Linked DNA regions of Homo sapiens: region 2 is linked to region 1. A link is an interaction called in ENCODE POLR2A ChIA-PET data of the cell type or tissue named here. Cell type or tissue: A673. All regions are shown on one strand. Each heading gives the region's core, and the rest is flanking DNA. Links, peaks and the distances in the headings are about the cores only. Region 1 has its middle 50 kb from the start of MIR4696. Region 2 has its middle 4.7 kb from the start of KCNE3.

Region 1 (4,384 bases), core at 69-4,068:
GTGACCTCAGGCCGGCTCCTCGCCCATCCTGGGTTTCTCTGGGCAGCACAGGTCCTTGGTTCCCAAGGCCTGTTCCCACTGGAGCCTCCTTGTGGAACGCAAGAACCTAAGGGCCCTTTGTCATCATTTCTGTGGATGTGGCCCTCTGTGGGTGAGGAGGAGCTCCTGGCAGGCCTGCCAGGGTTTAAGGCAGGGCCCCACCAGGAGGCTGCTCTGAAACACCCACACTTCCAGGATAGTGGTGCCTTTGTGAATGGAACTGGCTTCTGTCAGGGACAAACCTATAGAGAGATCTCTAAGCTCTGGGTTATGCAGCCCACACTGCCCAGAGGTGCTTCAGAGGTGCTTCCTATTTGTGTTCTGTATCCTCTTGTGTTTTTTAAGCAGTAGTTCCTGGGTGAGGCTGGGTGTATTCATTTGCTAAGGCTGCCATAATAAAGACTGGTGACTTAAACAAGAGGCATGTGTCTCCTCACAGTTCCGGAGGCTGGAAGTCTGAGATCAAGGTGTTGGTAGTGCTGGTTTCTTCTGAGGCCTCCCTCCTTGGCTTGTAGTTGGCCATCTTCTCCCTGTGTCCTCACATGGTCTTCACTCTGTGCCTGTCCGTGTCCTAATCTCTTCTTATAAGGACACAAGTCATAGTGGATTAGGGCCCACCCCAATACCTCATTTTACTTTAATTACCTCTTTAAAGACCCCATCTCCAAATACAGTCATACCCTCAGGTACTGGGGGTTAGGAATGAAATGTGTGAATTTGGGGGAACACAATTCAGTCCATAATCCTGGGCTTTGGGGTCACCACTGGAGCTTTTCTAAACACAGATGTCAGGGCCTGCCCCAGAGATTCTGACTGTAAGCTCCATGAAGGCAGGGGCTTTGCCCATTGCTGTGTCCCTACTACCTGGAACAGTGTCCACATGTGCTATGTGCTCGAGAAACATTTCTGAAATGAATGCATGATTTAGTAAATGGGATGCAGCCCAAGTGTTTGTCATTTAGAAAATTCCATGGTGGATTCTGATTCATCCTTGGGTGAAAAACCCTGAGATAGGATTGAGTTTCATCCTTCCTGTTGCTGGATGGGAAGCCTCACCCCCCAGGAAGGAAAAGAAATACCAGGCCTGGCACTCCACAAAGAACATGCGCTCGTAGGACCTGCCCTGGCACCTCTCCAGGAGGCCCAGGACACGAGAGAAAAGGGAGGGTCCTCTGTCCCCTGGCGTTTATAAGCTAGGAGGGTGTTTCTAAAAGGCACATGGGATCCTATCTCCCCTGCTTAAAACACTTCAATGGCTTCCCCATCATGAACGGGATCAAGTCCAAACATTCACCTGCCTGCAGCACCCTTCGTGTGTGGCCTCTGCCGACTCCACTCCCTCGCCTTTGCCACTCCCACACAGGCTGTGGTTTAAGTCACCAAATTCAGCACTGTTCCCTGAGCCCGTCATCCCTGTTACCGCTCATCTTAGCACGAGCTTCCTGGGATGCCTTTCACCTTGTCTGTCTAGGAAATGTCTTCTCATCTTTTTTTTTTTTTTTTTTTTTTGAGACGGAGTCTCACTCTGTCGCCCAGGCCGGACTGCGGACTGCAGTGGCACAATCTTGGCTCACTGCAAGCTCCGCTTCCCGGGTTCACGCCATTCTCCTGCCTCAGCCTCCCGAGTAGCTGGGACTATAGGCGCCCGCCACCGCGCCCGGCTAATTTTTTGTATTTTTTTAGTAGAGACGGGGTTTCACCTTGTTAGCCAGGATGGTCTCGATCTCCTGCTCATCTTTTAAAAAGCCATTTGATGCCCAGGCATGGTGGCTCATGCTCGTAATCCCAGCACTTTGGGAGGCCGAGGTAGGCAGATCACCTGAGGTCAGGAATTTGAGACCAGCCTGGCCAACATGGTGAAACTGTCTCTCTACTAAAAATACCAAATTAGCCGGGCGTGGTGGCGGGCACCTGTAATCCCAGCTACTCAGGAGGCTGAGGCAGGAGAATTGCTTGAGCCTGGAAGGCAGAGGTTGCAGTGAGCCGAGATCGCGCCATTGCACTCCAGCCTGGGCGTTAGGAGTGAAACTCCATCTCCAACAAAAAAAAAAAAAAAAAAAAAAAAAGCCATTTGAGCTTGCTGAGGCCTTCCCTTAACCCGCCCCAGCTGCAGGGAGAGGGTGCATCCTCTGGGCCCCTGGAGTCCCCTTGTTTTTCCCTCTGTCATGTGCCCATTACGCTGGTGGCAGATGCCCATTCTGACATCTCCTCCACCAGCCTGGGAGCTCCTGAGGGCAAGGCTGTGTTGGTAAGGGGTGTCTGTACCTCGGCACCCTGACAGGGCATGGCTCGGAGTCTAAATCCTCAGCAAGGTTGTGCTGACTGAAGGATGAGCACTGAAGGGACAAATAAATGCTCCGGGAGGAAGTGTCAGGAGGGACGGGAGAAGCTCCAATACAGGGCCTGGGTATAAGAGTCGTTTTTCAAAAAGTAGCGTTCTCTCTGTCCCTCTCAGACCCACAGTGGCAGAGCTGGGCCTGGAGTTGTGGCTCCCAGCCGAGCCTCAGCTCTCGGCCTCTGTTCTCTGCTTGCTCCCTGGGAGCTTCTCTGTGGCAGCTTAGGGCAGGGGATGCTCTTGGAGCTGGCCAGTGGGCACTCAGCAGAGTCAGGGAGCAGAATCGTAGCCTCAGGTGGGGACCTCAGAGCAGTAGGGCCGGCCAGGAAGCTCTGAGGGAGGGGAGAGGGCAGCAGCCCCAAGGGGAAGAGACTGGAAAATAACAGGCAGGAGGAAAGAGAGTGGGGAGCAGAGGGTTGGACAGCTGGGAGGCCAGAGACCTGATTTCTGCTCCCAGCTCCATTGTGCTGCCTCAGAGAAGCTCCCCGACTCTAACCTTTAGCAAGTTCCTGCCCGCTCTGGGCCTCAGGTTCCTTAACCGAAAATGGAGGAGCTGGACTAGAAGGTCTCTAAGATCCTCTCTAGCCTTGGCCAGGAAGATTTGGGGAAAGTGTGGCCACCTTAAAGGTGCAATTGAGGGGACTGCCCCCGGGCTGGCACACAGATTGCAGGGGCTTATATCCAGCCAGGCATTTGGGGGACGTGTCTCTGGGCCTGGAAAGAACTGGAAGCAGTTTCCCCAAGCCTTCTGCACTGGACTTTGTCCTGCGGTTCTGGCAGGCCCAATGTGGTCCTCAACACTAATGAGGCCGGCCACCTGGGGAGCCGTAGAAACTTGGCCTGGCCAATTTTGCCATAAAGCCATGGTCTCTTCCCTGCCTAACCCTGAGGTGATGCTCCTGAACGTGGCTTGGGGGCCGGGTAGCACCATTCATGGGCCACCTGGGGCTCTAAGGAGAACATCTGGTTGGGCAGGGCCTGATGGAAGTTCCAAGCCGCAGGGGCGAAGGGCCCAGGTCTCTGGCCATGTGGACGGCCTCAGTTGGCCCTGTACTCCCTGGGTCCCATCCCGCCAGGACAGGGCCTGCTGGTGGTGATTTCAGATTCAATTGGTGAAGACAGGCCTCCTGGGATGAGCCAGTTGGCCCCTCTCTGTTATTTGCTTCTCAGAGTTGGAAAAACTACGCCGTGCACCTGGCAGTACTTGCGGCTGCTGGTTTTTCTTTTTTTTAAAGAAACAGAAAGTAACCCCTGTGCTTACTGCAACCAAATCCATTTTATTGGCCTCCTGCATCTCCCACTGCAATTATAATAATCCCTTACATTTGATGAGTCTTTTGAGTGGTTTACAAAGCACTTTCTTGTGCATTCTCCCTTTTGATCCATGCAATAATTTTGGGAGGGAGAGAGGGCTGGCATTATTGTCCCTGGTTACAGGGGAGGAAACTGAGGCACTGATAGTAAGGTCAGCTGCCCAACGTCACACAGCAAGATGGTGCTAAAGCAGAGACCCTGGGTCCTCTGACTGAAGTCTTGTCCCTGCACCACACACCCATCTTATCATTTGAATACCCAGGCTCTCAGAAACCCTCTTCTAAAAAATAGGGCAGAAGGCTCAGCTCTTTTTCTTTCTAAACTTTTTCTCTTGGTGAACTTAACCATCACGTCACTTGAAACTACCACCTCTAAGTCAGTGACTCCTAAATCTGTGCTTCCGAGGCTTGAGATCTTCAGATCCTACCCTACCTCTCCAACCGCTGGATGGGCATTTCCACGTAATGCTCCAAAATGTCTAGTGAGTGGGACTGCATGTCCAGCACCACTGTAAAAAAAACACAACAGAAAGGAAAACTCTATATATCTTCCCTTTTCTCCCATTATACCCCCTAACCCCATTCTCCCTCCTAGCTACTCCGGGCCTCTTTAATGTTCCCACCCACCCCTTACTCACCCAGCTTAAGAAAGCTCAGTAGTACCTTAGCCTTATTTTTCCTTCACCTTCTAAATCCA
Region 2 (4,384 bases), core at 225-4,224, 200 kb after region 1:
TGGTCTCTTATCACTAAGAAGAATTAGGGAATCCCTCCTTCTCTGTAGGTTCAGCCAGACCTCCAGTAAAGACACCCACATCTGTTGCTTGTTTTCTAAACATTGATGACTTTGGAGGTAGAAGATTAGAAGCACCAAAAACCAAACAGCATTCTGATCCCCCCAGGGGCTGCTTCGTCTATTGCTCCCTCTTGGACTAGGGGCTCTCCCAGTGAGAGCAACATTTTCCATGCAGTCAGGGCCATTCTTCCCATATCAGACTGTACCCTGCCCAAGAACAGGGACTTACACAAGGATGATACATATGAAAAAGGGGAGATACGTGGGATGGGAGCAGTCAGGGGACACAGACAAAGGCATCTAATTTAGGGCAGGGGAGATTTCCGGGAGGAAGTAGCATCTAAGGGTGAGTTAGCCGGCCCCAGGAGGAAGTATGTTCCAGGCAGAGAGAACAGCATAGGCAAAGGCCTGAAGATGACAGAGAGTATGTGGATATTTGAGGAACTGAGATTGTCCCCTCCTGCTCCTTTCTGGGGTGAAAACCCAAGCTCGCATCCTCCACCCACATTCCTTAGTTCTTCTACTCCTTCCTCCCACCCCTTGCCTGGAGCACGCTGAAAAGGATCAGGGGAGGACCCTACTCATCTGACAGATGCACTGCCTGTGCTGGATCCTTCCACGTGTCCCTTCATGGGTTCACCACCCTTCTCCACCCACAGTAGGCCGCCTGACTCTGGAGCTTCCAACTGGGTTGAGCCAACAGGAGGCAGTGGTAGAAGACCACAGGATGGGAGGGGAGAGAGGGAAAGGTGCTTGTTCCCCTGGCTCTCTCCCTGCGAGAGGTTAGCCTCTACCAAAGGCCACAGCTCCAGCCGAGATGCCCTCCCCACCACTGCCCTCTCTGAGTTCCAGTAACCCCTTCCTCCCCTTGCCCTGTCAGCCCAGGTAGTTTTCATCCTCACTGTTGCTAGCCAGACATACTGCACTATTTTGTCTTGATTTCCTAAGCCCTCGCCACACTCTGAATTACCCATTTTCAGGGTGCCATCTGTTTCCTACCTGGACCCTGGTGACGCACAGCCCTAATCCACAGTTAGAGGATGGACGGGGTATGCTAAGCCCTGCAAAATGCTGGGAACCTGGGAGGAGTTATTGAGTTATTGGTATTCAGCTCAATTCCACCTCACTTGCCTATCTTTTTTTTTTTTTTTTTTTTTTCCCCTGAGACAGAGCCTTGCTCTGTCGCCCAGGCTGGAGTTCAATGGCATGATCTCGGCTCACTGCTACCTTCACTTCCTGGGATTGAGCAATTCTCCTGCCTCAGCCTCCCAAGTAGCTAGGATTACAGGTGCCCGCCACCACGCCTGGCTAATTTTTTGTATTTTTAATAGAGATAGGTTTCACCATGTTGGCCAGTCTGGTCTTGAACTCCTGACCTCAGGTAATCCACCCGCCTCAGCCTCCCAAAGTGCCGGGATTACAGGCATGAGCCACCGTGCCCGGCCCCTCACTTGCCTCTCTCCAGCCCAACTCACGAGGGTCCAGAGCTGTTCTAAGCACAATATTTGCAGCAAATAACAAATCCACAGGGATGTATTACTGACCCTGTTTTCAGAAAAGGAAACTGAGTTTCAGAAAAAGAAATTGCCCAAATTCATGTAGTTAGAGGCAAGTCCACTGTTTGAACTCCAGTCTAGACTCCAAAGGACCCAATGAGACAGCAAGAGTGAAGATGCTTTTGCAACTATGAAGAGCCACCATACCTGTCCAAGCTAAGAACTGTGGTGTGGTGCCTGACCCTCCCCACAAGGCTGAGTTTTGAAGAAGGTCAGATCTGGCAGGAGCCCTAGAGATGAGACAGTCTCACACCATCCTGTGCAGAGAGGGAAACAGGTCCAGAGAGGACAAGTAGTTCCGCCAAAGATGAATATTTGCTGTTGGAATCAGAATGAGACGCACATCTTCAGACACCTCATAAACACATCAGTGAGAAGGATGTAGCACTCCCCTTAGAGAGGGATTTGGAAGAGAGAGAAGAAGAGGGGATAGAGAAGAGGGAACGAGCTGATTTCTGGGCTGTAGCATTTCAGATTTGGGGAATGCAAGGGATTAAGGACCAAACTGACAAGCCAGGAGGAGATAAGACCCTGAAGGCACAGACACGGGCTCCTCATGAATAATAGAATAAAGTAACTTGATGTGACTGTGAAACTTCCTCTGTGAGTCACACTGCATTTCCCCCTGGTGACCCAGTCTTCTGAAACTGTTGACAGGTACCATCCACACTCACCCTACCTCTCAACATTTTCCCCCCACTTCCTAGACCTTAAGTTAGGAACATCAAATATATCAGAGTCATCTGGTTAGGCGTTACTGAAAAATCAAGATGTAACTCAAGGGATACCAAGGTGGAAAAGAAACAACTGGTCTCTGTTCTCATAGCGCTTCCAGTCCAATGGGAAAGGCAGGCCCCAAACAGATAAACAGAAGATTGGGTTGAGTTCTATGAAGAAAACAAACAGGGAACTGGATGGATGATGGTGCCATTGACTGAGACATAGGAAAGTGAAAGGGAAAGAAGTCAAGAGTCCCAGTCCCCACATTATCCAAACAGAGACATCAGGGAGGTTGTTGGATATGGGAGTTCGATGCTCAGAGGAAAGGTTTGGCCCAGAGGTTGAAAAAGTCTCCTACTGACCTTTGAGGCTCTCTCAGGTTCTATCTCTTCTTGGAAGCTTTCTCTGATAACATAATTCCTAGGGATCTTCCCTCTCATGACCATTATTCACTCACTCATATATTCAACAAATTTTTACTAAGATCTCCTCTGTGCTAGGCTTGGTGCTGGGAATGGCTTAGTGCCCTCAATGAATTTATGTTCTAGGTGTGGAGTCAACCAATAGAGGAGACAATTGTAACACAGAATGGTAAGTGCTGTGTGAGAGGAAAGCCCGAGGGGCTGTAGGAGCAGAGAAAGTGGGCTTCTGTGCCAGCCAGGTCCTTCAGGAAGAAGATGGCCATCTCATATGGATAATTCAAGAAGGCTCTATTCAGAGATGGGCAGGGAGTGGGGAAACCACAGGGGTTGTGAGGTATCCTGGAGCTGAAAGCACCTGGGCATCACTACCACCCCTAGGACTGAAGAGGAAAGAGAAGGAGGTGGTTACAGGAATCCAGACTCAGGGAGAGCTCTAAGATAGGGCTGAGGGCAGCGGGAGCTGTGGGCCTCAGTTGAAGATGCAGCAAGAACAACAACAAAAGACTTTTTTTTTTAAGTAAGTGAAATATATCAGAATCATCTGTTAAGGTGTTACTGAAAAACAAGGCAGGGGATGGAGGTAGGGAGGCAGGAGAAGGGAGGAATTAGCATTTATAGATTGGATGCTCAGGGAAGGCCTCACCAAGAAGGTAACATTTAAGCCAAGACTTGTTTGTGGCATGTCTCTAGGTGAGTCTTCCCCTCATCCCTTCAATCAGCTCATCCTACCCTCAAATTCCATCCACCCCACTCCCCCATCTTCCCAGGGTCAGGGCCATGTCTCCAATGTCTTTGGATTAGGGAGCTCCTTGAAGTCCCTGTCAGACTAGAGATCCCCAGAGACAGGAACTCTGTTTCCTCCTGCTCTTTCTCATCCAGTGACAATAGAAGCTGCCATTTATTAAGCCTATGCCTCATGCTAGGCCCGGCTCCAGGCATATTAAACGCATCACTTCATCTAAGCCTGCTGGCAAGGCTCCAGGGCACAGGTGGGGAACATGAGGCAGCTCAGCCCCCTTTCCAATGGCCAGCTGCCTTCCCTGACATGGTTGCTGCCTTATCCTCACCCCAGAGAAGGGGGAGTAGAGGATAGACCTTAAATTCTTTTTTTTTTTTTCTTTGAGACAGAGTCTTGCTCTGTCACCCAGGCTGGAGTGCAGTGGCGCAATCTCAGCTCACTGCAACCTCTGCCTCCCAGGTTCAGGCGATTCTTCTGCCTCAGCTTCCCAAGTAGCTGGGATTACAGGTGCATGCCACCACACCCAGCTAATTTTTTTTTTTTAATCTTTAGTAGAGACGGAGTTTCACCATATTGAGCAAGCTGGTCTTGAACTCCTGACGTCGTGATCCGCCACCTCCCAAAGTGCTGGGATTACAGACGTGAGTCACCACGCCCAGCAAATTTTTTTTTTCTTGAGATAGGGTCTCACTTTGTTGTCTAGGCTGTAGTGAGTGCAGTGGCACAATCTTGGCTCACTGCAGCCTCAACCTCCTGGGCTCAAGCAATCCTCCCACCTCAGCCTCTCAAGTAGCTGGTACTACAGGCACATAGCATCATGCCCAACTAATTTTTTTATTTTTTGTAGAAATGAAGTCCCACTATGTTATCCAGGTTGGTCTTGAACT

What was found. Peaks named below come from ENCODE experiments on the same cell type or tissue, not always from the same donor. Only the 100,000 strongest peaks of a DNase experiment are listed, where the experiment ranks them.
Region 2: POLR2A ChIA-PET joins it to region 1 with 9 read pairs; 1 of 35 experiments calls an interaction of 5 or more read pairs at or near these places.

Annotation. Positions count from the first base shown.
Region 1 is chr11:74,668,589-74,672,972 of GRCh38, reverse strand. It overlaps a transcript of POLD3 not described here. Among named protein-coding and RNA genes, the nearest start is that of MIR4696, 50 kb to the left of the region's middle. In A673, for the core only: no CTCF peak of the experiment used is centred there; no DNase peak of the experiment used is centred there; H3K27ac peaks cover 206 bases.
Region 2 is chr11:74,470,042-74,474,425 of GRCh38, reverse strand. No RefSeq gene overlaps it. Among named protein-coding and RNA genes, the nearest start is that of KCNE3, 4.7 kb to the right of the region's middle. In A673, for the core only: no CTCF peak of the experiment used is centred there; DNase peaks (open chromatin) are centred at 2,175 and 3,665; H3K27ac peaks cover 1,763 bases.